Linked DNA regions of Mus musculus: regions 2 and 3 are each linked to region 1. A link is a loop called in an ENCODE intact Hi-C map of the cell type or tissue named here. Cell type or tissue: left cerebral cortex. All regions are shown on one strand.

Region 1 (8,000 bases):
TAAGTTTCATGTCTAACTGGGTGCCAATATTATGCTCAACATACAGATTGAAAAACATGTTCATAATTTGACTAATTAAAAAGTTTAGTCCTGGACAAAAGGAAAAAGAAAAGAAAAGAAAACAAATATAACCCTTTCACAAGGAAGGCTGAGAAGGGAGAATTCCATGAGTTGAAAAAGAGCCTCAACATTCAAACAAACAAAACCTCCACAATGATCCAGGTAAGATAATTATGTATTTTGTATTTCACAACAGGATTTCTTTATAAATGAGAATGTCTAGTATGCTACAGAAAATAAAGCAGATTTGTAATTTTTGTGTTTATATACTTTCCCAAAGGAAACTTGATGAAAAATAAGACAATTTGTTATCACTTTTAAAAATATAAAATTATTGAGGCATTCTTTTGAGTATACCTAGAATCAGGAAAAATCTGATAATCTTTTATTTCCTTATTGTTTTTTGTGCATTTTCTTTGCTTGTTTTTACAAATTTTTTTACCATGAAGTCAACATAATTCCTAGGTCAAAAAGAATTTCTAAACAAAATTCTAAAATATGTCTACATAGAAGTAAAGTTAATATTTTCTTACTAATGTAATTCACGGTTCTTTACAATGTTATCTTAAAATGTCTCTGTCAGTAAATGTGTTAAAAAATATCCTGGGAAGACTTAAGATGTGTGTAACTTTTGAAACGACCACATTGTGCTAGAGAGGAGCACAGGTGAACTTTCCTTGAAGTCACTGTTTCTTAGATGATCTACAGGACATTAAAAGGTCAGGCATTTTCAATGTGTCAGAAAATTAAAATGTGAATTCATATAACATGAGAAAAAGTTATCCAGTACTGTTGCAATAAATCTCTCCATCCAAATATGCCCTGGCAATGAAAACACTACTCAATTAACATGAATACATGCTGTATGCCTAGTTTGGGCAGATCTACCATCTTCCACATCTATGAGACCCCTAGAACTTGAGGATTCTCCAGGCCATGGACTTCTGCTCTACTTCCTTCTTCCTCCTCTTCCTCTGCATCCTCTCCCACTCCCATTTTTCCCTCTCTCTCTATCTCTCTCTCTCTCTCTCTCTCTCTCTCTCTCTCTCTCTCTCTCTTTGTCTCTATCTCTCTCCCTCTCTCTCTCTCTCTCTCTCTCTCTCTCTCTCTCTCTCTCTCTCTCTCTCTCTCTCTCTCTCCCTTCTACTCCACCTTCCCTTTTCTCTACCCAATCATCAACTGTCCTTTATTTTACAAATAAGGTGAGAAGCAGGTTTACAGGAAATCACCTGAGTGCTGACTCATTCCTAGTTCACAACCAACCCCTCACTGGAGAACTGAATTGACATCAAATATAATTAGCCCCAAGGCTATCCACAACACAGTGCATATAAATTTTTCTTATGTTTGCATAATTTTGTTTTCGTTGAAATAGTTTCAAATGCAAGCACCTTGTTAAATTATTTTGTTTAAATTTATGATAATTGGCATGGAACAGAATTAAGACATGAAGACGTTTATATGTTGACTTCACAACAGTGCTGTACAATAACTGAAGGAAAATGTTTACTGTCTGAGTAGTGGTCAATACAGATGTAAAAAGGAAAGTCGATCTGGTCTTACCTGATGACAGATGCTAAAAAACAAATGTATCCGAAGCCAAAAGAACAGTACAGGGACCTGATTGGATTTAAATGGAGTAAATACTTTTTTTCTTCATTATTTTTACTAATAAATTTTATATACTGACTGTAAGTTTCCCTTCCTCCTCTACTCCTAGTCCCTTTCTCTGCCTACCCCAACTCCCATTCACTCCTAGTTTCTCTTCAGTAAAGGGTAGATTACCCATAGAGATCAACCAATCCTGGCATATCAAGGTGCAATATGACTAACTGCATCCTCTCCTATTAAAGCTATATAAGACAGCCCAGTAGGAAGAAAGGACTCCACAGGCAGACAACAAAGTCAGAGACAGCTCTTGCATCCACTGTCAGGAGATCCACAAGAAGACTGACCTATACAATTATAACATAGATGCAGGGGTTCTAGTTCCTTCCAGTGAAGACTCCATAGTTGGCACTTCAGTCTCTGTGAACACTTATAGACCTAGATTAGTTGTTTCTGTGACTGTTCTTGTGGTGTTCTTGACTCCTCTTACTCTCTCAATCCTTCCTCCTTCTCTTCTACAGAATCCCCTAAGCAACACTTTTGTTTGGCTGTGAGTCTATACAAATGTTTCCAACAGATCCTATGTGAAGCAGAATAATATTAGGAATCATGACCTTAGCCCTTTTTTTTTCCATTTGTTTTTGGCTTCTACTCTAGGCCTCTATTTTTTGGCCCTCTGAACAGTGTTAAAGATTGGTTCCCTCTCGTGGGATGGGACTCAAGCTGTACCAGTCATGGTTTGGCTGCTCTGTCGATTTTGGTGCCATCTTTACATACCTTGTAGAGAAGAAGGGAAATGGAAATAATCAATAGTGATAGACGGTATCAGCAGTGATTATAAAGAGTTAGAATAGAAAAAGTATGATTTAAGCTTAAAAACATATATGATAGAGTTGTATATAAGCATCTTTATCTTAATATTATCTACAACAAATTCTGTCAATGGAAACATATATTAAAGGAGAAACCTTCTTCTACAGTCATGAAAAGGCAAGATATCTTTGTGTTGACTTGTAATTCTGTAGTCTTTTAGGTAGACAGTTTGTAAGCCTATTTGATCTACTGTTCTTATTTATTTGAAGTGATCATTGCAGAGCAATGTTTCTTTTTTTCTGGTCTGGCAACATAGTAGTTATGAGTATATTCATACTTTTCTCTTTCTACTACAAGAACTTCTGAAGTCTGTAGGTTAAACTTGCAATTTCTCAGTAACTCCCTGTGCTCAGCCGTTGCCCCATTTGTAAGTGGATTTCTCAAGTTAGTTGTCTTTTTATTTCCCATTTTTGGCTCATGACTGTTCTGACAAATAACTGTAGCCAAGAACTCCAAACCTGAGAGGAAATTTCAGCTGCCAAATGTATTTTTGAGTTCAACTACTCTGACAGAGTAAAGAGCAGCTGGCCTGTCTGAGTCATGGTTGCTAGGAAAAGAGAAAACAAATGAGACAACCCAGTTCATCACTTGTAAATGTGTCTAAGACCTGTTCTTCTGTGCCTAGAATAATCCATATCTAAACTCCAAGAGACACAAATATTATGTCTATATCTGTTGATATTGATATATCTATATAGATATTGTTAAGGTGAAGAGAGAGTATAATTGTACATATATGTAGATTTCTATGCATATGTATAGGTATATTTTACATATCGGGGAGTGCCCTATTCAAATGTGTTTCTATGGGAATCCTTGGAACTTAAGGAAAATTCAGACTGGTTTAATCTGAAAATTCATTTTGGATAATATGGCATGAAAGAAGATGCAATTTCACTGAGTTAAATAAAATTAATAGTCATGTGTCTCAATTATGAGTAACTCGTTTTGAGAATAATTAAGAGAGAAAAAGTGCTGAGTTTCCATGTGTCTAACGAGGAAAGTTAAGGAAAATACCCACCTCCTACCCCTATTTTATTAGTCTTTGTAGTTTCTCTTCTTTAGATATTTTAATGTTGCCTCCTACTCATCCAGAAACTTCTAGTAGGAAGAAAGTTTATTTCCTGACTAAAGAATCACCTCTGCTATTTTTCTCATCAAAAGGAGCCAGAGTTCTTGAGTGCTGTGTCAGCACTTTCGTCTGTTTCAGGGAGATAGATCAGCAAGCTATTGCTAGATGGGCTGTCAGGAGTATTGAGCCTGCATTGTGCAAATTACTCCAGGTGTCAAAGTGGCAGAGACTTTCTAGAAAAAAAAATCAGAAAATCTAAACACAAATTACTTACGCTAGAAAATGAATAGTGTAGTTATCCAGAATGTAAAGTTTGAGACGTGAGATTTGACAAATGTCAGTTGTATCTTGCAATGAGAACCTTGGTTGCAGAAGGGTTCAGCACTAATAATATTTCAGATTCAGCAGTGACTTGTAAGCTTAGTGCTATTTACCCTTAAATAATATAATTTTAACTGTCAAAATAGATCTCAATTAAGAAATATTCTTTCAAATTTATATATTTCAATGTGATAATATAAAATCAGTTTGTTATGGGTTTGTCAACTCAATGGTACTTCAATGCTTCTTTTGTTTAGATAGTATTGAAAATGTCAGGAATGGAAATTAATTTAATTTTGTCATTAAAATGAATAGCAATATATAACTTTCAGGATGCAGGAGAAACACTGTTGTATAAAAACAATGCCGGCGCGTAGGATCAAGAGATCTTAATAATGCAGTCCCCAAGTCTAGCAACTGAACTCAATGGGAATAATCCCTTTGCAATCATTCACTCCATATGCATGCTCCATTTATGGAATTCCAGCCTAGCTCTGCATTTTAAACAGGCAATCTAAACATGTTCTCAGTGGATAAGAATAAGCCCTGCAGAACTACTTTCTAAACTTTGTATTTTTTTCCACAGAAACTCAACTTCAAAGATATTCTGAAAACACCATAAAGTTTCAAACTACACAGTGCCTGCAAACTTTGCACATGGCTCCCATTGACATCAATCAGAATTCTATATGCATGGACTCAGGGCAAAGCATAACCTTTTATATGGTCGACAATATGTTTGAAATGGCGACAAAAATGTCTGAGACTTCAAACACACTGCTGACTTTACAGTTTCAAAGGACACTTAGTTTTAAGAACCAAAGCAATGGTAAGTATGTTGGATTGTAGTGCCTTAATTTAAATTTTAAAAACCTCAGAAGGATTTTCTTTGCAATTTAAAAGTCAAAATTAAATTACCAGAAAACATCTACACAGTTGATTATGTGTTGATTATTTATGTGTGTTTTTTGAATGTATTTTTATTTGGTTGTTTCTTCATTTGTTAAATAATTGGAAATAACAAAAGTGATCTTACAGTATGTAATTTAGGGAGAAAATCATCACGTAAATATTTCAGTTATAAATTCTGAAACAAGAATATCATAAATGTTATATCAGGTGTATTAAAAATAATTTCAGCAATCCAAGTAGTGATGATTTAAGAGTCACATATAAAATATCTTTAAGTGACCTTTCTGTTTACATCCTATTCTTCTTGTTGTGCAATGTTGTGTAGGTTCCAAGAACATTCTAATTTCTAGAAACTAGCAATAATGGAAGTAGTATATGGAGGTGTGGAAGAAAATTACATCTCCCTGGAGTTCTGTGAACACCTGGCTCACCACTCGAAGTTCTGCCCCTTAGTTCAGAAGGTAAATCCCAGACATTTATTTCCTTTAATTGCATTGGGGAAGCTCTTTCCAGTAAGTCCATTGAAAATTCTATATGTGCACTGCTAGCAAGGAGACATGATGCTTAGTATAAAGGAAATTATTGAAAAACCAATGACTTTTTCAAGAAAAAAAAACTTAAAAAGAAAAGAGTGATATTCAGAAGGAGTAATAGAAAACAAGATAGCCAAAATGAACCTGAACTGCCTTAGTATTTATAATTTCACTCTTTATGTTAAAATCCATCCCCAGAGTTAAGCCTTGTCTCTCCTGTTATTTATAGTTTTCCAACTGAGAAAACAGATTTCATAATATCTTGATTTTTCCATGTCAGGCTGGATTCCATTAACAACTCAACATGCCATCACAACATAAGCTTCAGGAAACAGGTAAACATTGTCAAACTAGGGGTGGGGGGACAATATGTTTAGCAGGGAGACTTGTTTTCTAGATGAAGGGAGAATTCAGAACACAGCTATTGTAGGAATGAAAGAATAAAATGATAAGGAAAGCACCATCTCAGGCCCTGGAAATCTGTTTAACATTAATTATAGCACAGGCACCTTAATCGGAGGCAATCCCAGGTTTCACATGGAGAGATAAAGCAGCCTCTTGAACCCAATTATGCAAGGATTTCAAGTTCTTTGGCCTTTGAAATCTGTGAAGATGTGGGGGAGGCTAAGGTCTTCATGGGATTTCAGTGAAGATTAGAGGAGTTATTTACCAACTGACTGAGTGTTGAGAATTCTTCCAACTGATTTCATCTATTTTGTACTGAAAGCAGTACCAGGATTTATCAGTTTTAGAGCAATATGGCATCTGAAGAAATTCTACAATCTATGCTGGAGAGTTGTGCTCCTTACCCGTCTGTTCTCGCACCATCTCTGGGCCAGTAGGGTGACAGTCAATGCTCTGTGGTACTCTTTTACAACAGTCAATCTTGGAGTTAATATTTGATGTCATATTATTACTATGGCAATGACCTAACTCACCCTATTTTAGAATAGGCAGTCATGTTAGGTCTTAAGCTTCAATTTTCCAGAAGGGCAGCCAGCCCTCTGGGGGAAAAACACAGAATAGGGACAGTCAATCAGCAACTGCTCCAACAACTGGCCAGGGGCTTCAAGCAGATATGAAAAAGTCTATATAAGGTAACCTTCTCTCCCTCAGGGTATGAATCAATGAGAAGTGCAAAAATGTCCCACGCTATAAACTCAACCAGTCTTGATGAAGTTGACTTAACTACAACTGGAAAATCCCTACTGCCTTTAAAAGGGACCTGGGAGCTTCCCTCCTTCCTTTGTGGTGGCCACATTGCTTGGATGCCTGACCCCCTCCTGCTGACTTTCTGAAGAATAAACACTCTTTGTCTTTGCATACTATTTGAATCTGGGGTCTTCTTTCAGAAATTCCCTTACAATTACAAAGCTTACTTTTTGCCTACATATTTTGTGAAGCTATTTCTTATCTATTTATTTTAAGTATTGAGATACAATATAATTGCATCATTTCCCCAAAACTTTTTCCCTGGGGAACAGCTTTCCTGGTACAAGAAGGTACTATGAAAACTTCCCAGGGAGGGAAGCAGATGACAATCCTGTCCTGCTACAAAGCATATATACTACAGCCACCAAGTTTACTTTAAGAGCTAATAGCAAAAAAGAGCAAAGACAGAATATCATGAAATTTAAAAAAATGTGCAGAATAGGTTCAAACTATGCAGCAGGAGCTCAGAAATCTTTACCTAACTTTTGGGGACCATTGAATGGGACATTGGAAAAACTGACAGGTTAAAGCCAACATTACTATTATCTTGTCTTACCCACGTTCTCGCGACCGGCCAGGAAAGACGCAACAAACCGGAATCTTCTGCGGCAAAAGCTTTATTGCTTACATCTTCAGGAGCCAGAGAGCAAGAGCAAGAGAGAGAATGGCGAAACCCCGTCCCTTTTTCAGGAGAATTATCCTCCGCCTAGGACGTGTCGCTCCCTGATTGGCTGCAGCCCATCGGCTGAGTTGTCGTCACGGGGAAGGCAGAGCACATGGAGTGGAGAACTACCCTTGGCACATGCGCAGATCATTTGTTTACCACTTAGAACACAGGATGTCAGCGCCATCTTGCAATGGTGAATGTGAGGGCGGCTCCCAACAATCTTGTTGCTCTCAACCTTAAAAAAATGAGACAGAATAGGATTTATAGGATTTTGACAAAAGCAAATGATTAGACAGAGTGGGTACCAAGACAGGCAAAGGACCACAAATGAAAGAATTAATCTCATACCACTGAACAAGATGTCAGGTTTCACATTACCTGTGTATCAAACTGAAAAAAAATGTATGCATTTTAGTTCAAGCTTTTAAATGTCCCTCTTTGTAAAATATCTAGAATCAATGAGATCATTTCTTATAGAATCATAATTCTTATTTGTTTAGAGGAACTTTTTTTAAAAATCAAGCCAAAAATGGTCAATATAAATATTGAACAGCAAAATAGCTAATATTAGTTGATAGTTCAAACCTAATGAAATATAAAACCATATTATATATCAGGACAGCAAGGGCATAAAATTGTATCACATGAAAACTGATGAATTAAATTCTATAAATGAATATGGATGTTCCTTGGAGACACTGCACATTGAAATATTATGATGCAGAAAATTATTACAAGAGAG
Region 2 (8,000 bases), 1.9 Mb before region 1:
TCTGATAGGATGCATGGGACAATTTCAATATTTTTGTATCTGTTGAAGCTTGTTTTGTGACCTATTATATGGTCAATTTTGGAGAAGGTACCATGAGCTGCTGAGAAGAAGGTATATCCTTTTGTTTTAGGATAAAATCTTCTGTAGATATCTGTTAGATCCATTTGTTTCATAACTTCTGTTAGTTTCACTGTGTCCCTGTTTAGTTTCTGTTTCCATGATCTGTCCATTGATGAAAGTGGTGTGTTGAAGTCTCCCACTATTATTGTGTGAGGTGCAATGTGTGCTTTGAGCTTTACTAAAGTTTCTTTAATGAGTGTGGCTCCCCTTGCATTTGGAGCATAGATATTCAGAATTGAGAGTTCCTCTTGGAAGATTTTACCTTTGATGAGTATGAAGTGCTCCTCCTTGTCTTCTTTGATGACTTTGGGTTAGAAGTTGATTTTATTTGATATTAGAATGTCTACTCCAGCTCGTTTCTTTAGTCCATTCGCTTGGAAAATTGTTTTCCAGCCTTTCATTCTGAGGTAGTATCTGTCTTTTTCCCTGAGATGGGTTTCCTGTAAGCAGCAAAATGTTGGGTCCTGTTTGTGTAGCCAGTCTGTTAGTCTTTTTATTGGGGAGTTGAGTCCATTGATATTAAGAGATATTAAGGAAAACAAATTCTTGCTTCCTATTATTTTTGTTGTTAAAGTTGGCATTCTGTTCTTGTGGCTGTCTTCTTTTAGGTTTGTTGAGGGATTACTTCCTTGCTCTTTTCTAGGATGTGGTTTCTGTCCTTTTAGTGGTTTTTTCTGTTATTATCCTTTGAAGGGCTGGATTTGTGGAAAGATAATGTGTGAATTTGGTTTTGTCGTGGAATACTTTGGTTTCTCCCTAATGGTAATTGAAAGTTTGGCTGGGTATAGTTACCTGGGCTGGCATTTGTGTTCTCTTAGTGTCTGTATAATATCTGTCCAGGCTCTTCTGGCTTTCATAGTCTCTGGTGAAAAATCTGGTTTAATTCTAATATGCCTGCCTTTATATGTTACTTGACCTTTTTCCTTTACTGCTTTTTATATTCTATCTTTATTTAGTGCATTTGTTGTTCTGATTATTATGTGTCTGGAGGAATTTCTTTTCTGGTCCAGTCTATTTGGAGTTCTGTAGGCTTCTTGTATGTTCATGTATGTTCATCTCTTTCTTTAGGTTTGGGAAGTTTTCTTCTATAATTTTGTTGAAGATATTTGCTGGCCTTTTAAGTTGAAAATCTTCATTCTCATCTATTCCTATTATCCGTAGGGTTGGTATTCTCATTGAATCCTGGATTTCCTGGATGTTTTGAGTTAGGATCTTTTTGCATTTTCCATTTTTTTGATTGTTGTGCCGATGTTCTCTATGAAATCTTCTGCATCTGCGATTCTCTCTTCCATTCTGTTGCTGATGCTCGCCTCTATCATTTCAGATTTTTTTCCTAGGGTTTCTATCTCTTGTATTGCCTCACTTTGGGTTTTCTTTATTGTGTGTACTTCCTTTTTTATGTCTAGTATGGTTTTGTTCATTTCCATCACCTGTTTGGATGTGTTTTCCTGTTTTTCTTTAAGGTCTTGCAACTCTTTAGCAGTGCTCTCCTGTATTTCTTTAAGTGAGTTATTAAAGACCTTCTTGATGTCTTCACCATCATGAGATATGCCTTTAAATCTGGGTCTAGGTTTTTGGGTGTGTTTGGGTGCCCTGGACTGGCTTAGGTGGGAATACTGGGTTCTGATGATGGTGAGTGGTCTTGGTTTCTGTTAGTAATATTCTTACATCTGCCTTTTGCCATCTGGTAATCTCTGGAGGTTGTTATAGTTGTCTCTGGTTAGAGCTTGTTCCTTTAGTGATTCTGTTATTCTCTACCAGCAGATCTGGGAGACTAGCTGTCTCCAGAGTTTCAGTGGTCAAAACACTCTCTGCCGTCATGTTCTCCTCTTTCAGGGAAGGTGCACAGATATCTGGAGTTCAGACTTGCCTCCTGGCAGAAGATGAAGGCCTGAAACAGCACCTTTCCCAGAAGCTGTTAGCTTCTGTAGTCTACACTCGCACCTGTGCAGACTAGTCTCAATGGGATCCAGGGGACCAAGATGGCTCCCTCAGGTTCTCTGGCAAAGCCCTCCTGGGCAGGGCAGACACCTCTCTCTGGCAGGGAAGGTGCCTAGATGCCTGGAGCCCGAAACAGGGACTGTCTCAGAAGCTCTGTGGCTCCTGCCTGTCCCTGAAGCTGTTAGCTTCTGTAGTCCACACTCTCACCTGTGCAGACTAGTCTTGGTGGAATCCAGTGACCAAGATGTCTCCCATAGATGCTCTGGCAACTCGAAAGTTCTTTTTAGTTCATGTAAGGTTAATATTGGCTTTTGTTTGTTTTTTGTTTTTTAACTTAAATGATTCCACATTGCTTCATTCATACAACATCTGCATATGTTTTAATGCTTATTAATGATTTCATCACATTTCATAATGCATGTGTTAATACTGATTTAGTAATTCTTAGTTGTTGGACAGAAGAATAGTTTAATATATTCTTTCTACAAATTGAATTCTGGATAGTCTTCATATAAACAATGGGCTTTTTAAAGATTTTCCATTGAGCACATGAACATTTCAATTCAAACTGAAGTAGAAGCCACCATTAAGAACAATGCATTATTACTGTTTGTTTATAATGGCATTTTTATTAGAGAACATTTATTGTGAATATCAATGTTGGATACTGCACATTAGTTTTTATTCTTCGTACTGTACTTTCAATAAAATATATCAAAAGCTTTTTGCTGTTGTAGGAAAATCCCCAGATATGTTTATTCACAGATTCTCTAGTACCAGATGTAAAACTGAAAATGTATCACAGAATTTTATCCATCTCGCAAGGCTCAAATTTAAGAATATGAGTTATTTGATATACCCCTCTGAGTAGACTTTGTGTCCAACTCCCAACTGCATTCTGTAGTTTGGTCTGGCTTGGATCACACAGGTTTTTTTCATGCTGGTGCTTCGGTTGAGATTTCTTGTGGGCGGGTCCTGTTGTGATTTCCTGTGGGTGGGTTCCAGCTTCGTCCAGAGGACCTTGTTTCTTTGTAGTTAGTTATCCATCACCTCTGGCTTTTATATTCTTTCCATTTCATCTTCTGCAATGATCTTCAAGCCTTTAGAGTAGGAGTTGTGATATAAATATTCTACTTAGAGTTTGAGGTTTCTGCAGTTTCGTATTCTCTGTACCCTGGTCTGTTGTGGATCTCTGTGTTCTTTAACTTCTTCACTTTTAATAAAGCTTTCTCAGATGAAGGTTGAGAGATTCACTGATCTGAAGAGAGGGTTCTGGAAGACATCAATACTTTTAATATTTTTAATGATCTCATATAATTAAACTGAGCCTCCTTCATTGAGGAAAAATTACCTTGTCTGATTCCTGATGTTTGACTACAATTGGTGTTGTAAGAGATTTTTTATAGGAGTGGATGACCTTTTAAGCAAGTAGTTTCCTCTTTTACTCCCATTTATCCTCATCTTATTGATATCCCAGATTCAGGAGATATTTTCCCTGAGCATTCTACTAGCCATAATTCATTGGTATTTTTACATACTATCATATCAGGCTACTTGGATTTCGCAGGATACACTAGAAAAATGTAAAGGTGCAAGGATACAGAGTGACTGATATTCTTAGACAAATGCCAGTGTTCTTCTGGAAGTTAGCACAGATTGGATACAGGTGACACTATACAATAGATTATCCACACATATACCAACACACAATGAATCCCATGCCTTGTGTTAAAAGATAACAATTACAATATTATTGAAAGAAGAAACAAGTCAAAGGAAAAGTGTCTGAAGGCAAAAAAGTTGAATCAGGGTGAATACACTAAACTTTTGGAAAATGTGACAGTATAAAATTAGCTAACATATTGGAGAGAGCATTTCGTGTGGGCAGATTAGCAGTTTTATGATCTGTTGGAAGAAAAAGGCTTATAGGAAGATGGTACGTGAAAAATGTGTGTGAAGGTGTCGTTGCAGAAATCAGGAAACAGGATATTTAGGGAAACATGAGAGATAAAGGTTAATGTATTCATTATGTGGAACTACCAGATGACATCGTGAGCAGAAAAATGGGGGGTGGCTTGGACATATGTGGGATGCTTGTTAATGAATGTAGAAGACTCACATCAGTATTTCGATAAAGGATGGATGGAAGTAGGTCTGCGTATCTACATGGGTCTGTGTGGTTTTCTAATTATTATTTTATATAGTTTTCAGTATGTTAGGTAATTTTGAGGACAACAGGAGGCTGAGAAATGGGTCAGGACATTGGTAATTTGTCATTTTTTTGTGTAGCATGACTGGTACTCTAAGGGTTGTTGGCTTTTAACAAGACCCAAATTCCAGCAAGGCTCGGCCACTGTGACAGTTGTAAGGCTGAATCAAGTTGCTGTATGTTGACCCAGAATGGAAGATAAAAAGAATGCTGGAGTCAACATTACTATTCATACAATGCCTCTTGCCCATTGCCAAGTGTACACATTTATTTCTCTAAGCATTTAGCTTGACTTAATGTGTTCATTATTCATGTGATAGCAGCTATTAATAGCTCTATCTTTTCTCCAAATACACAAAATACAAGAACCTCATCCAGTATTTCACAGCTTGTAAATTGTGAAGTCAGGCAAAGAAACTCAGGCATCTAACTCTAGAAACAAAACTTCAACCATATCCACACTGTGCTTATTTACTAACATGTTAGATGAGTATTGGTAGGTTAATATTTTCACTTGCTGCTTTTAAAAAGATTAGTAAAATTTCATTTGGAAAATAAAAGTTATAAGTACTTACCTGGTACAATAGGATGTTTCCATTCATATGTTAATTGTACAATAATCAAATTGGTCTAATGAAGTATTCATCTGTTGACATACTTCTTTGTGGTAAGATCATTTAAAATATATTCCATTGATAGTTTTGAGAAAATTTATTTTTAATTTAAGTTTTATTTAATTTCAATAATAACATTTTTATTCATGCATATACAATTAAATGATTCAAGCAAGAAATCAATGAATTTAGGCACCTCTTTATATTTTCAGTATATAGGAGAGTAGATGTTTTCCAAATATTAGATGAATATGACCACATCCTCTTTATCTTACAGAATGGGCTTCAGACTGACTATAAGAGTAGACACTAACACCCTTTCAGCCTTCATATGTCCATGTTTTATATTCTGATTCATGTTAGAGTGGGTGATAGCTATTCACATTCATTCATTTTTTAAAAAGTGTTTAATTTCTTCCTTGAATGTGGTAATATTACAAAATATCTCTCATTTTATGTGGAATTCCTTAATCCACTTAGATTTGACCTTAGTACAAGGAGATAGGAATGGATCAATTCCATTCTTCTACATGATAACCACCAGTTGTGACAGCACCATTTGTTGAAACTGCTGTCTTTTTTCCACTGGATGGTTTTAGCTCCCTTGTCAAAGATCAAGTGACCATAGGTGTGTGGGTTCATCTCTGGGTCCTCAATTCTGTTCCATTGGTCTACTTGTCTGTCACTATACCAGTACCATGCAGTTTTTATCACTATTGCTCTATAGTACAGCTTTAGGTCAGGCATGGTGATTCCACCAGAGGTTCTTTTATCCTTGAATAGAGTTTTTGCTATCCTAGGTTTTTTGTTATACCAGATGAATCTGCCAATTGCCCTTTCTAATTCGTTGAAGAATTGAGTTGGAATTTTGATGGGGATTGCATTGAATCTGTAGATTGCTTTTGGCAAGATAGCCATTTTTACTATATTGATCCTGCCAATCCATGAGCATGGGAGATCTTTCCATCTTCTGAGTTCTTCTTTAATTTCTTTCTTCAGAGACTTGAAGTTCTTATCATACAGATCTTTCACTTCCTTAGAGTCAAGCCAAGGTATTTTATATTATTTGTGACTATTGAGAAGGGTGTTGTTTAACTTATAGAGGAGAAAGTAGGGAAAACCCTCGAAGATATAGGTACAGGGGAAAAATTCCTGAATAGAACAGCAGTGGCTTGTGCTGTAAGATTGAGAATCAACAAATAGGACCTCATAAAATTGCAAAGCTTCTGCAAGGCAAAAGACACCGTCAATAAGACAAAAAGGCCACCAACAGATTGGGAAAGGATATTTACCTATCCTAAATCAGGTAGAGGACTAATATCCAACATATATAAAGAACTCAAGAAGGTAGACTCCAGAAAATCAAATAACCCCATTAAAAAATGGGTCTCAGAGCTAAACAAAGAATTCTCACCTGAGCAATACCGAATGGCTGAGAAACACCTGAAAAAAATGTTCAACATCCTTATTCATGAGGGAAATGCAAATCAAAAAAACCCTGAGATTCCACCTCACACCAGTCAGAATGGCTAAGATCAAATATTAAGGTGACAGCAGATGCTGGCAAAGATGTGGAGAAAGAGGAACACTCCTCCATTGTTGGTGGGATTGCATGCTTGTACAACCACTCTGGAAATCAGTCTGGTAATTCCTCAGAAAATTGGACATAGTACTACTGGAGGATCCCGCAATACCTCTCCTGAGCATATATCCAGAAGATATCCCAACCGGTAAGAAGGACACATGCTCCACTATGTTCATAGCAGCCTTATTTATAATAGCCAGAAGCTGGAAAGAACCCAGATGCCCCTCAACAGAGGAATGAATACAGAAAATATGATACATTTACACAATGGAGTACTACTCAGCTATTAAAAAGAATGAATTTATGAAATTCCTAGGCAAATGGATGGACCTGGAGGGCATCATCCTGAGTGAGGTAACCCAATCACAAAAGAACTCACACAATATGTACTCACTGATAAGTGGATTATTAGCCCAGAAACTTAGAAAACCGAAGATATAAGATACAATTTGATAAATGCATGAAACTCAAGAAGAACGAAGACCAAAGTGTGGACACTTTGCCCCTTCTTAGAACTGGGAACAAAACACCCATCGAAGGAGTTACAGAGACAAAGTTTGGAGCTGAGACGACAGGATGGACCACCTAGAGACTGCCATATCCGGGGATCCACCCCATAATCAGCTTCCAAACACTGGCACCATTGCATATACCAGCAAGATTTTGCTGAAAGGACCCAGATGTGGCTGTCTCTTGTCAGACTATTCTGGGGCCTAGCAAACACAGAAGTGGATGCTCACAGTCAGCTATTGGATGGATTACATTGCCCCCAATAGGAGCTAGAAACAGTACCCAAAGAGCTGAATGGATCTGCAATCCTATAGGTGGAACAACAATATGAACTAACCAATACCCCCTGGAGCTCGTGTCTCTAGCTGCATATGAATCATAAGATGGCCTAATAGGCCATTAGTGGAAAGAGAGGCCCATTGGTCGTGCAAACTTTATATGCCCCAGTACGGGGGAATGCCAGGGCCAAGAAGTGGGAGTGGGTGGGTGGGGGAGTGGGTAGGGGAGCGTGTGGGGGACTTTTGGGATAGCATTGGAAATGTAAATGAAATAAATACCCAATAAAATATTTAAAAATATTAAAAAAAGAAAATATATAACATATTAAACATAAAAAAATCTTGAAAAAATATTACAAAATATCATTAAAGCATTGGAGATTTATATTTTCTACTTTTACAAGCAGAACAAATTTAAAATTTTAGTAACATAAAGGAATAATTATTATAACCTGGTTAATGACTTCATTTCCTTACATGACACATGACAGAGGTTATGAATATTTATTATCATCATAGTCAATATCCTAAAATAAATAATACACATCTTAGGTACTGAAAAACCTACACCTGTTTTTTTTTTTTTTTTTGGTTTTGTTCTTTGATTTTTGTAATTAAACCATCTGGATTCAAGAGAATGAATGAAACTAAGGCATTTCATAGACTGGTCTTGAGTAGCTGAAAAAATTTCATTTAATGTAAGTAGTTTGATATTTTGAGAAAATACTGAATTCAAGGTAGAA
Region 3 (8,000 bases), 1.7 Mb before region 1:
TTCCTCTGTACTGAGGCATATAAAGTTTGCAAGACCAATGAGCCTCTCTTTCCACTGATGGCTGACTAGGCCATCTTCTGATACATATGCAGCTAGAGACACGGGCTCCAGGGGGTACTGGTTAGTTCATAATGTTGTTCCACCTATAGGGTTGCAGATCCATTTAGCTCCTTGGGTACTTTCTCTAGCTCTTCCATTGGGGTCCCTGTGCTCCATCCAATAGCTGGCTGTGAGCATCTACTTATGTGTTTGCTAGGCCCCGGCATAGCCTCACAAGAGACAGCTATATCAGGGTCCTTTCAGCAAAATCTTGCTAGTGTATGCAATGGTGACAAAAAAGAACACATATGCATGTCTGCATCCCAGATATCCAATTGTTTTCTTTTGAGGCATTTATCAATGGACAGATGCATGTTCCAGGAAGAAATGATTAAAGAAACTAGAAATCAGTCTCAGAACATTGGATGAATTGTTACCTGAACTTCACAGAGAAAGGGAAGGAGAACAGTTGTGAGCCAGGCTATGTAAGCACCCAAACAAGGATTGAGACAGAATGGAGACTACTATCATTGTCAAAAAATAACTGTTTGCCAGAAAATTCTAATGGCAGGATATTTGACTACAGATGAGTAGATAATACAACCATTTTAGGGAATTATTCCTGGCAACATTATTTAAGTCAACGATTGTCTCTTTCAGATAAGTACCATAGTTTCATGAGAAATGACTATTAAAATTCACCATAGGCCATCAACTCATTGTAACCAATGATCTTAAGCTTGTGAGCTTTCTTAAATCTAGATTTTCTACCTTGAAAAACATTCTTTAAGTTATTCAAAACATGCTCTCTAACCCATACAACCTTTCAAAATATTGATTCTTTGAAAATTTTATATATTAATACAATCTCTTAGACATAGTCCCACTTCATCCCTCCCTCTTACTAGTCCTCAACCCACCTCTCTTCTTGTAAAATTGCTGTCCTACTTTTAACTTTAGTTTTCAGTAACTTACTGAATCTAAACCTGTGTGATATTCTATTCTTATGTATTTATTTTGTTTGCCATTGACCTTTTGTGGGGAGGAAATATTGCTTGCTTTCCTAGGTTTAGTAAACTAGGTTTTCTGTGGTCTAGTCTAGATCTATAATGTGAGAAAAATCAAGTTTGTGACATTTAAAATTCTAATAACTCATAATTTTAGGATGTAGTAGATTTTTGTTTTGTTCAGAACAAATTGTGTAAATTTTGTCACTATGGAAAAAAAGGCACATCTTGACATATAACAGAACAATGAAAAACAAACTCAGAAGAAAATAATTGACACTTTGAAGATACTCATTCTCAACAAATTCTAGAACCAAGCAACTCAGAAATGACAATGCAGGCAAGGAGCATAAAACATGAAGGGATGTCTGGAATGGAATGTCAATGGCCAGGGATGACATAAGCAGTTGAATAAATCTCTTGGTGAAATCATGTAAAAGATTAAGAATTTCCCTGGTCTACAAAGAGAGAATGTATATGGTGGAAACAGGAAACAAACAAACAAACAAACAAAAAAAAAGATGAGGACGTGGAAGTCATGTTGTCTTTCAGAGAGAAGCTGATCTGAAGGGTTTTATTGCAGCTAATTCAAGCAGACAATTTTATAATGCCTACAGGGGAAAACATACGTGATCATATTTTCAAGAACATCAAATGAACTAAGCACTCACTGCAGAGTATTTAAACTGAGCAGGCATCACTGGAGTCTGAAAATCCCCAGCTTGAATGTTGAGATTCAGCAGCTTTACAAGATGATTAAAATAAAAAAACCACATAATGTGACTTCATTGAGGATCAGTTTAGGAAGAAACACTCTTCTTGGAAACAGGCAATAATCTTCCAATATGTATAGTTCCATGATCTACACATCACAGATGTGTATCTTTCATGGGAAAAGAGCTAACTTTGATTGTAAAAGAGTAGAGACAACTACTTCCTTTCATCCATGGAAGGCTTATTTTTCCTGATTGAAAATAAATATGAATATGGACTGATGCCTATATAATGTAAGAAAAGAAAACAACCACAGCAGGCAAATATTGCTTAATGATAGACTCGAGCTCCAGCATTTGTTCAGGGGTCCTCCCATGCTCTCATTCCTAAGGGATAAGGACAGTTGTGCTTAAGAAGAGTACCACACATGTCCTTCAGCATGTTTGAGCCAGATATTGCTGAATAAGAACAATTTACAATTATTTTAAATTTAAGGCATATAATACTTGAGATGATCCCACATCACTCTAGATGTCTGAGAGCAGTTACAGACAGTGAGAAGTTTTAGATGGTGTTGAGTGGTAAACAATAAATCTGAAAAGGTAGGCACAGTTCTGGCAAAAGGCCAAGATGTTACAAAACAAAACAAAACAAAACAATCCCAAGGAAACAAAAAATGTGGCCATGGGGGGAGGGGAACATATTAGAATAATAATCATTATTTAGTTCAGGAACCAGGTAAGAAGAGAGAATGGAAAGTCAGGACTAATATGTTAACTTTGTAGGTATGTTATTTTTAATGTCTTTGCACATACTCAAATCTACTGTACTCAGAATGCTGCTAGCTTTGCATGTGCATAAAGAATGAGTTTCTAAAGTTCAATTAAGGACACAAGCCTTGGATGTCGATTTTCTATTCTGTATTTTCTGTCAATTAATAGCCTCTCATCCACTCAGATGCTCAGTCTAGATTCCTGGTCCCTCCTTCTAACATCTCCCTTTTCTTCATCCTCCACAGCCAGTCTATCAGATATTCACTTAGGCTATACCCTTAAATTCCCCCCAGAACCTCTCCACTATCCCTCTATCTATATTATATAACTTATTTCTGGTCCACTGTTTAATCTTCTCTTTGGTTCTCTATTTCTCTGTATAAGCTGTCTTGCTAGTATCCTCATCTGTTATTTCCTATATACTCTCACAAAACAGTCAGTGTGGACTACTGAATCAAAGGCCTGAGTTTGTTAAGCATGAAGCCAAATGCTGTCATGTATTTGATGGATGTACATCTCTACACTTCTCTGCTCTTGTCCTTCCCCAATGTCTCCTTGGATCTAGGACATAGTTGGAAAGGGGTCACTAGCACAAGGTGGACGATGTTGATTGATGTTGGATTATGTGTTACACATTATTACTAGTTTTCTTTAAGATTACTCTTGTTTCCACAAAAAATGTGGCCACAAAATAAATGGTTTGTCTGAGTTGAATCTTTTCGTGTAAAAATGGAAACATTAAAAATATACATAGAAGAAACATTGCTTTGTGTGTGGGTTGCTGTCCTTATCCTTCCACTGGCAGTCCTGCCTGGCTACAGGAAGTAAAGAATAAGGACAGCAACCCACTCACAAAGCCTTCCAGCCAAAATGTGTCCTGCCTGCAAGATGTGCAAGGATAAAGATAGAGCAGAGACTGAGAAAATAGCCAAATAATGACTGCCCCAAACAGACCCATCCCATGGCATTAATACTAATCTCTGACATTACTAGTGATATGTCACGGCACTCTGGTGGAGTCAGCTTGACAAAGCGATTATTCTTACAGAAAGGAATCTAGCAAAATTGTCCCCTAATAGGCTCTACCCAACAGCAAATCGAAGAGATGTGGAGACTCACACCCAAATACTTGATGAGGCTCAGGGAGTCTTATGGAAGAGTTGGGAGACTGAAGGACTCCAAGAGGACAGAAACTCTACAGGAAGACCAACAGAGTCAACTAACCTACACCCTAGGGGGTTCCCAGAGCCTGAATCACCAATCAAAGAGCAAGCACAGGCTGGACTTAGGCCCTGTGTACAGATTTAGCAGATGAATAGCTTGGTCTTCATGATGGCCCACCAAACAACTGCAGCAGGAGCTGTCCCAGAGCCTGTGTGGATCCCATACCCCCAAATGTCTGGTCTTGGTTGAAAGGGATGTGCCTAGTCCCTCAGCAAATGTATGTTCAGGGTAGGGGTGAGAGGCATGATGGAAGGATGTGGCGGGGGTTTGACATACAGAGGGGGTCTTCCCCTTCTAAGGGGAATATGGGGAAGACTTGCATGAGTGAGTACTGGTAGGAGAGGAAGGGCTGATCTTGGGTTGTAAATTGAATAAATAAATAAATTTAATGATGATGATGATGGTGATGATAATGATTAAACATAGCTTTCCTGATTAAATCAAAGTAGTGACATCACATATTTGACTTGTCAGATTATATAGTACTGAAGGACACATGTAAGTAATTTTTAATTTTTGATACATAATGCAAATAGTGAGTTGAACTAAAAGCCTCTCCTATATTTTATAGGGCATAAATGACTAGGCTTGGAAATTCTACTGCCCATTTGAGTACATAGTTAATGTGATCAATACTCCTGTGAATTTTAAGCAAATGATTGATGCAGATTCAAGTATATTTGTTGATGACGTAAGACAATCAGCTTTTAAAGATGCAAGCATTTCTGTAGTAGGATATAGAATCCTTTGAGAACATAACGAGGAATGGTATAAATAGACTGTTGAGTAGATTTAGTTCTAGCTTTTTGGGGAAACCCCAGACATATTTCTATAGAGGATGCACCAGCTTACATTCTTTCCAACAGTATATAAACATTCCAGTTTCTCCATATCCACCTAGCACTTGTCATTCCTTTTAATTTTAATTTTAGTCTTTTCTGAATAATGTGTATTAAAATCTTAAAATAGTTCTGTCTTTCCCTCATGTCTATAGGTGTTGAGTGATTTTAGAAATATTTAACCATTTCTATTTCACCAGTTTTGCACCCTTTATTTAGTTCAATGTCTCATTATTCGAAATAGACTGTCTTTTAATTTTTAAAAAAAATTGTATATTCTGATCAACAGCCTTCTGTTGTCAGATATATAGCTTAAAATTGATTTCCCCAGTGTAAACTTCCTCTTCACTCAACTGACCATATTCTTTGCTATACAAAGGTGTTTTGGTCTCCTGAGTTCCTATGTTTCAATTGTTCTTACGTCTTATGTTACGAAAGTCTTGTTCAGAAAGGCTTTTCCTACTTTCTCCTCTATCAGATTCAAGGTTTAAGATTTGAAGTTCAAGATATTACTTCATTATGAGTAGAGATATATCTGGAGAAAAACAAGACTTTTGGGTGGCCTAGACTTAGGTTTAAAGTGTCATTGATCCTATATCATGACATAAATTAGAGAGTAGTACTTTCTGCAAAGGAGATTCATCAACAGTTTTCTAATCCATCATATTCTCCAGATAAACAATGAATATATTACTTATTATTCAACTTAATTTAGGATTCATCAGCTATCAATATTTATCATGAATTAGAAAATATAACAATTTTTTATAAAAAGTCGTAGTCTCAATTTAATGGTATCTTTAACTTCTTATTGGTGAGTAATTCTGTGTAATTAAAAATGTTTAAAAAATACTATAGGTTTTTCATGTTTGTCAGAGTTGAGGAATATACCCAGGGCTTTGTACACAGTAGCAAACATGCTTCCAATTGTTCTGTATCCCTAGCTAATACTTATGATTTTAAACACATATAAAATGAGAAATTTTCCTTTTAGAGGTCAGCAAATGGCAACTTTGACTTCTTTCCTTCGATATAAAGGAGTGGGAAGGTCAATAAGGAGGTAGGCTGAAAGCTGAGCAGTTCATGCAGGAGTAAGTTGAGAGGCAATTCATGGGCTGTTCTTAATGAAATTTCTGAAGAACTATACTTTTCATAGTCTCTATTGCAGGAAAAATATCACAACGGGATTTAATAAAAATCAGGAGTTAGTTATAAGATCATCCTGGGGAAATAAAAAAAAAACCCTACCTCATAAAGTACACCTTTCGCACTGAAATTTCTAACACATTATAGATGGAATTCAACTAGATATGAGAAGAGTTCATAAAGATTATGATTGTTTTCTAGCTTTGAAAACAGTCAGCTTCTATTCACCTGTGCAGACTGACATCAGTTTCGACATTGGAATTAGAGAGCTGTGTAACTTGAAGACCAGAAGCCCTGCTTTATACAGTGTGCTGGATGTGTTAGTGAGGGTCTGGCTTCAGGAGCTGTAGAGACAAAAAAGGCCATTTCCTGGAACAAATTATCTTGATTTCCATAGCTGAATTTCTAAAATAATATACTTGTTATTAAGTGAGAAGAATAGCCACTTAACTCTGTGTAGGGAAAATATAAAAATCATTATGTAAAGACTTTATTCTTTGCCAGAATAGCATCATATCGTATGTCATATCATAACACATATTATAGTTATGGCGGCAATATAAGCCGAAGGTCTACAGTATTGACATGCTAGTCATGATGTGATTATTATTCAAAGGAAGCAAGGAGGAATTTCTTCAGGGCAGTTAATATACCAAACACTTTTTGTTCCCTATAATTTTGTGGATCCTTTTCAATATAAATCAAATCTACCATGCAGGTGAAAACCAAATTGAGGAGAGAAAATATAACAGGCAATGAGCTTAAGAGGAGTCACTGACAGTCTGGAGTGGAGCTTGTGAGAGCTGCCATGCAGGAGGGTGGTCTGTTTCTCCCTGCTGCTATGGCAGACCCTGGATCATTTACAAAGATGTACTGATGTCTTTGGATATGGTTGAGTGGTTTGTGCACACCCTTTTCTACAGCTGGGTCATTGCTTAAATAATAGAGTAAAGCAGATTCATCTTTGTTGCTGTGACTTCACTGGCTTTTGTAAAAAGCTATAGTTTATGCTTCAAAATCTTTGATTATTGTAGCCTGACATAGTTCTGCTGTACTTCTCCATGACCTATCCCACACTGTAGTTCTGTCTTGATTATAGGTTTTATTCTACATAGATGCCCCACTCTGATTGCATATTGGAAGCTTGTTGATTTGGATTGTAACCCACAGTTGATGATAATTAATAACTTGCTCATTCTTACTTAAGAAGTAGAAATATGCCAAGGATGTTAGAGATGATGAAAAGCAGCAGAATCTATCATTTAAATATTTAGCAGGGACAGTCTTGTCATTTAAATGTTCTTACTAATGTATTTTTAGTAGAAAGTAAAACCAGAGGGACATTTTAAATAGGAGAGTTTACTAATATTTTTCATGTTATCTTTCTCCATTTTCACTGAATTGGGGAAATTCACTCTTTTGCACGTGTATCAGTTTGTTTTTATAGAAGACATAGTTCTTGCTTTCATGATCCATTGATATGTGTATATGGTATGCCTGTGCATATGAATGTTAACTACAGTGTGTGCACACACAATATAAGTGTATATTTAAGGGATGAAGTTCATGTTGGCTATCATCCTCATTTGTACTTTCATCTAAATCACAAAGACAGGGTCTTTCAGTCAAATCAGAACTTGCCAATATGGGTGGCTTCACTAGCCAGCTTGTTCTGAGATCCCTTGTGTCAGCCTGCAGAGCCAACCTGGAATTACATGCAGACCACTGCACTTTACCCACTGAGGCATCTCTGTAGTTCTTACATTCTACTGCAATTTAGAGAGAAAATTTTTATAACCATTCTCTTAAATCCTTGCTATTTAAAATGACAAATGCTATAAGAACAGTTTAATGGTAACCAAGAAATGTGCAGCTATGAAAACATAGTTTTATACATACCTATTCTAGATGCTGATGTCAGGAATGAACATTCTTCATTTCCATTGTTTGTAATGTTTATTCAATATTAATCCTAGGTACAATGCTGTATTTTCTGACTAGTAGATACCAGGGACCAGAAATGTATTTGCCTTACAGTTCAGCATTCTTGGATTAGCTTTCATGCTATGATGTCATAACTTGACATAAAAATTTGAAGAGTATACTAGCACATGTAAGAAAGATGGTTAGAATGAGGTAATACATGTAATGAGTGTTCAATTTTATATTAGCACAACTTCTATAATAACTAGCTCACTTCTTTAAGTTTATTAGTTAATCACTGATTGTGCAGGCTGTGGTAAACCCATCTCTCCTTA

The links. Hi-C counts contacts between places; a loop is a spot of excess contacts. Peaks named below come from ENCODE experiments on the same cell type or tissue, not always from the same donor. Only the 100,000 strongest peaks of a DNase experiment are listed, where the experiment ranks them.
Region 2: it touches region 1 in a loop (8-fold over the local background); 2 of 42 quality-filtered maps call a loop at or near these places.
Region 3: a loop joins it to region 1, with 8 times the contacts of the local background. A loop is called at or near these places in 2 of 42 quality-filtered maps.

Annotation. Positions count from the first base shown.
Region 1 is chr16:82,427,003-82,435,002 of GRCm38, reverse strand. No RefSeq gene overlaps it. Among named protein-coding and RNA genes, the nearest start is that of Gm23355, 110 kb to the left of the region's middle. In left cerebral cortex, no CTCF peak of the experiment used is centred here; DNase peaks (open chromatin) are centred at 2,995 and 4,423; H3K27ac peaks cover 1,212 bases.
Region 2 is chr16:84,351,316-84,359,315 of GRCm38, reverse strand. No RefSeq gene overlaps it. Among named protein-coding and RNA genes, the nearest start is that of 4930553E22Rik, 16 kb to the left of the region's middle. In left cerebral cortex, no CTCF peak of the experiment used is centred here; a DNase peak (open chromatin) is centred at 4,024.
Region 3 is chr16:84,113,126-84,121,125 of GRCm38, reverse strand. No RefSeq gene overlaps it. Among named protein-coding and RNA genes, the nearest start is that of Gm41481, 60 kb to the right of the region's middle. In left cerebral cortex, no CTCF peak of the experiment used is centred here; DNase peaks (open chromatin) are centred at 2,786 and 3,359; H3K27ac peaks cover 1,193 bases.